2 separate regions of the Homo sapiens genome follow, and region 1 is linked to region 2. Evidence: chromatin loops called from intact Hi-C (ENCODE). Cell type or tissue: heart left ventricle. All regions are shown on one strand. Links, peaks and the distances in the headings refer to the core of each region. The heading gives the core; the rest is flanking DNA.

Region 1 (2,929 bases), core at 333-2,832, 60 kb before region 2:
AAATAATAAGACCAACTTGGTTAACTACAGCTGTGTTTCTGGTGGTCTTGGGCTGAAGGGCATTGCCACTTGGGCCCCACTGCATATCTACTGAATCTAAAACCCCAGGGGTGGGGTCCAGCCATCTGTGTTTACAGAGGCTCTCTGTGTGATTCTGATGCATGCTCCAGTTTGAGAACCATTGCTCCAAGGCAATGATTCTTAGTCCTGGCTGTCCATTCGATATGAGTGTCTGAATCTCCCAAAGATTCTGAATCGACTGGTCTGGAGTGGGATTTAGAAATCTGTACATTTTTAAAAGCTCCCCAGATGATTCTGTTGTGCAAACAAAGTTGAAAATCACTTCTTTAAAACAGTGATGTTGGCAGGTGCACCATTGAAGGATAACGTCCACATTTGAAATGCATTCCTATCAGGTTATAAGCAATTGCTGGGGAGCCAGTTGTAATTCTGCCTCTTGCTATCCATGACATCCCAGTGTGTACTGCCACAATTTGTTTTAGGGAAATTTGCCTTTGCTTCTTGCTCACATGTCAACATATTTCTAGTAATATTTTCTCTTGAGCTTAGCTACCTTCCTTCCTTTCTTGATTATATAAACCATTTCTCAGCCATGAACACAGGATTATATCTATATCTATGTCTATATCTATATCTATCTATATCTGTATTTATGGCATAATAATAATTTTTAAGTCTCATAATAACCATAGCTAATTTTTATGAGCACTTAACTAATGTGCCAATCACTAGGTTAACAATCTTTACAACAATGACAGCAAGATAAATAATATTATCATCCACATTTCACAGATGAGAAAACTGAGGCTTGGAGATGCTAAGTACCTAGCCCAAGTTACCAGCTGGTAATGAATGAAGCCAGGTTTCACACACAAGCTATTAAGTTCCAGAATCCACACTTCTAACCACCCTGCTCAGATTCCTTATCCAGATGGCTACATCTCCCTAGTCTGCTTTCCCTCTTAAGCCTCCGTGATCTTTTCTTTCTTGGCCACCCCCATCGTCATGTTCTCATGATTACATAGGGTGGGAATAGAGGTGAGGATGCTAAGGTGTCTGTTCTTTCAGGAATAGTAAACTTTTTCTGTGTTCTCTCCTATTCTCCCACCCTTCCTATAGAAATATCCCTCTTTCCATAGCTGTACAGCAAAGGGAACATAGCCTTGCTTAGTATTCAAAGAGTACAGCAGATATTCAAACTGTTGTCCTGGGACAAGAAGAACTTTTAAACAATCTAAAGTGTTTCCTGCCCCACACTTTGTTGGTTATATTAACATCATGGAATAAATTTGAACAGGATATCCATTTATTCATTTCTAGAACATGCACTTTTAGGCTTACCACTGGTTATCCTTTCTTAAATCCTTTTGACGAGCTTCTGTCCTTACATCTTTTCAGAAACAGTTTTTCATTAGAAAACCAAGAGCCGTATCATCATATCTGGAAAATTTGGCTTTCCAGGTACATCATAAACTGGGATAAAACAAGGACTAGAACTTAGTGGGCCTTCTGCCATCTAATGATAAGGGCCCTCATGGGATAGTGGTGAAGACTGAATGACTTCACTTATTCAGATCACCCTGAAGACTGCATGGCATGTGCCATATTTCAGTTTTAATATTAACTTTTATATTCAGACATCTGTGAAATTAGTATGTGTCTTAGAAGTAATGAATGACATTGAAATTATAATTGGCATTTTTGACTTTTACATTTGATGGAAAATGTTAGTAAACTTTCAGTAAATGTTATCTCCTCCTCTTTCTCCTTCCCCTCCTCCTGCTCTTCTTCCAACTCCTGCTTTAAGTCCTAAGACTAACAGTCCTCATCTGGCATCTGAGCATGAGAAATACTCAGAATATCCTTTCCCCAGGTTGCATGGCCAGGTTATTACTTTTCTCCATAAGCTCAGGCAATAATGGTCACTGATCATTTAATCACCCTTAATAGAGAAGGTAATTCTCATCCAGGTACCTATACAACAGATATTGTGAGTCTACTATGTGCCATAAACTCTGCTCTATATGAGACATATGCCTGGCCCTCAAGCAACTCACAATGGAACAGGAAGAAACCACAGAAAACAAAGAAAAACAGCGGACTATATACCACACCTCATTCCCACCTCAGACTCTCATCAATATCTTGTCTACCTCAGGGCAGAACTTGACATTTGTCTTGTAAACTTAAAAAGCAAACCCAACTCCACAATGATGAACATTTTTCAGGTAGTGTGAGAAGAATGTTAAATAATTGTATACTATATGGCAAAATGCAACAAGAATCCCAGCTAGACCTCTCTAATTTCCTGACATTATTGCTTCAATTGCCAAATTTTATTTTCTTCACAACCATTTCCCCACGAATCTCTCCCAATTCTCTGTCTCCAACTCATTTTTTTTTCGAGGATGGGTATCTACTCTCAATGGCACTTCCATGCCAACACACACACACACACACACACACCCCCACACTAACCCCTTCCCCTGTATCTTTCCCTTTTCTAATACAAACACTAATAGTTCCTTTTCAGATTTTACAAATTATTTGCATCATCACAGTGATCAACTCTCTTCCCACCTTTCTACTTCTTAGCATTCACCCTTCTCAGTGCAGTAGAGGATTCTAACCAGGCACAAGTGTGTGTGTGCATGTGTCTGTCTGTGAGTGTGTGTGTGGGGGGGAGAGAGAGAGTGAGAGAGAGAAAGAGAGAGAAGGACAGAAAAATACAAGAAAATATAATAAGTGAAAATATAACAGGTGGACACAGGATAATATGAGACCAAAACTAACAAAAGCAACCCCTCATCCTAAGCCCAGAAAAGAGATCAAGTTACAGCAATGGTTCTCAACACTTTAGAATGTCTGGAGACATTTTTAATTGTCACAATTAGAGAGGTGATATAAT
Region 2 (2,929 bases), core at 242-2,741:
CTCCATGCAGAGCTGCTCTCCAGAATTCAAAGAAATGGCCTTTAGAATTTATTTTTATTTATTTACTTGTTTTATTAATTTTTTATTTTTTATTTCAATAGGCTTTTGGGGAACAGGTGATATTTGGTTACATGAATAAGTTCTTTGGCGGTGATTTCTGAGATTTTGGTGCACCCATCACCCTAGCAGTGTACACTATGCCCAATGTGTAGTCTTTTATCCCTCGCCAACACCCACACTTTCTCCCTAGTCCCCAAAGTCCAATGTATGATTTTTATACCTTTGCGTCTTCATAGCTTAGCTCCAAGGTATGAATGAATAAATACAATGTTTGGTTTTTTATTCCTGAGTTACTTCACTTAGAATAATAGTCTCCAGTTCCATCCAGGTTGCAGTGAATGCCCTTATTTTGTTCCTTTTAATGGCTGAGTAGTATTCCATGGTGTGTGTATGCATGTGTGTGTGTATATATATATATATCATATAATATTTTCTTTATCCACTTGTTGATTGATGGGCATTTGGGCTAGTTCCATAGTTTTGCAATTGCAAATTGTGCTGCTATAAACATGCACGTGCAAGTATCTTTTTCATATAATGACTTTTTTTTCCTCTGGGTAGATACCTAGTAGTGGGATTGCTGGATCAAACAGTAGATCTACTTTTAGTTCTTTGAGGAATCTCCACACTGTTTTCCATAGTGTTTGTACTAGTTTACATCCCCACCAACAGTGTGAAAGTGTTCCCTTTTCACTGCATCCCTGCCAAGATCTATTATTTTTTAATTTTTTTATTATGGCCATTCTTGTAGGAGTGATGTGGTATTGCATTGTGGTTTTGATTTGCATTTCCCTGATAATTAGTGATGCTGACCATTTTTCTATATGTTTGCTGGCTCTTTGTATGTGTTCTTTTAAGAATTGTCTATTCATGTCCTTAGCTCAGTTTTTGATGGGATCGTTTTGTTTTCTTGCTGATTTGTTTGAGTTCTTACAGAGTCTGAATATTAGTCATTTGTTGGATGTATAGATTGTGAATATTTTCTCCCACTCTGTAGGTTGTCTGTTAACTCTGCTGATTATTTCTTTTGCTGTGCAGAAGCTTTTTAGTTTAATTAAGTAAGTCCATTTATTTATCTTCGTTTTTGTTGCATTTGATTTTGGGTTCTTGATCATGAAGTCTTAAAAGTTTGATTGTTTAATGTGATAAATATGCCTGAGAAATGCTGGATAGTTCAGATTCTACTGGTATACTTTGTAGTGTACATCCTAGTTCCAAATACATATGGGATATGCATGGGAGTCAGGGTTCCAAGGAAGAACCAAAGTGTTGGTTCAAAAAGAGGCTAGAGATGGGCATGGCAGACACATTGTCAACTGGGTTGAGTTAGTTTTGCTTCTCCTTCAGGTATGGAGAGAAGAATTCAGGATCATGTTTTAAAATGAGCTGGAGCAAACTCGAAGGAGAGTTACTTTCTTGGATGGAATGTGGGCTTTGTTTTCACCACTGTCTATCTGGGTCTAGCACAGTAATGTTGATGGGTCATAGGAGTCCAAACAATGCCTGTTGAATGAATGGGTGAATGCATAGAACCAACCCATCTGGAGATGGGGAATTAGAAAGTGTTTCCTGCTGGGCATGGTGACTCATGCCAACATTTTGGAAGGCTGAGGCAGGTGTATCATTTGAGCCCATTAGGTCCAGACCAGCCTGGGAAACATAGCGAGACCCTGTCTCTACAAAATACAAAAATTAGCTGGGCATGGTGGTGCATGCCTGTAGTCCCAGCCACTTGGGAGGGTGAGGCAAGCAGATTGCTTGAGCTCAGGAGGTGGAGGCTGCAGTGAGCTGTAATCATACCACTGCACTCCAGCCTGGGCAACAGAGTGAGAGCCTATCTCAAAATAAAAGAAAAAAAAGAGAAGAAAGAAAGAGAGAGAGAGAGAGGAAGGAAGGAAGGAAGGAAGAAAGAAGGGGAGGGGAGGGGAGGAAGAAAGAAAGAGAAAGAAAGAAAGAAAGAAAGAAAGAAAGAAAGAGAAAGAAAAGAAAGAAAGAAAAGAAAAGAAAAAAAAGAAAGATTCCTGAAGGAGTTGGTGCCTGATGCAAGTTGTGAAGGTTAAGTGGGAATTTGCCTGGAAAATGAAAAAAGGGAAACTCCAGGTAGAGGATACAGTATGAATATGAGCAAAAACCCTGGCCTGTAGTTTGTGGAAACTGAGAAATAGTGTTGCTAGAGCACAAGAGGCAAGTGTAATGAACAAGGCTGAAAAATATACAGGAGGCAGATGATTGCTTCGTCTTCACCCAACAAGAGCTTTTTCTGAATTCCAAAAGTACTTCATACATAACACTTATGACACGACATCCTTATTATGTTCTTTGACATCACTGTGGGATGCAAGGGCAGGGTCTGATTGTTACTCACCTTTGTGTCCTCAGCTCCTGACATTATCATTGATATAAATGGCAGGCAGCTGAGAAGGAAGAGGATTAATTAACAGTCTTGCTGACTATTCCTTAAGCAAGAATAGGTGACACCTAGCATAAAGATATAACATAGTCCAAATTTATGCTGACAAAAACTGTAGTGGTAGAGGAGAAAAAGGATCTCTAACACTCCTTTCCTCTCCCCAGGCCAGTGTGGGACGTATTTTGGTGTCCTCTCTTTCCTTACATCAAAGTAACAAAACTAAAGTTGCTAAAGGTATCAAATCCAGAATAGAGGTTCTAGCTGATCCTTGCATAATCCTGGTGCCTGTAGTGATAAATTAACACATATTAGTGTTGTTTTTAAAAAACCATCCTATACTGAGCAGAATAATAGTAGAGAAGAAGCCTGAAAATGGCTTATTTTTACTTCCAAGAAAAGTAGAAACAAACACAAGTAACTTATGACTGAGTCCTTAGGAAGAAAGATAAAATGAAGCTT

The links. A loop is a pair of places that touch in the nucleus more often than their neighbours do. Peaks named below come from ENCODE experiments on the same cell type or tissue, not always from the same donor. Only the 100,000 strongest peaks of a DNase experiment are listed, where the experiment ranks them.
Region 1: it touches region 2 in a loop (2.1-fold over the local background); 2 of 110 quality-filtered maps call a loop at or near these places.

The regions. Positions count from the first base shown.
Region 1 is chr5:67,870,983-67,873,911 of GRCh38, reverse strand. No RefSeq gene overlaps it. Among named protein-coding and RNA genes, the nearest start is that of LINC02997, 79 kb to the right of the region's middle. In heart left ventricle, for the core only: no CTCF peak of the experiment used is centred there; no DNase peak of the experiment used is centred there.
Region 2 is chr5:67,810,861-67,813,789 of GRCh38, reverse strand. No RefSeq gene overlaps it. Among named protein-coding and RNA genes, the nearest start is that of LINC02997, 19 kb to the right of the region's middle. In heart left ventricle, for the core only: no CTCF peak of the experiment used is centred there; no DNase peak of the experiment used is centred there; H3K27ac peaks cover 694 bases.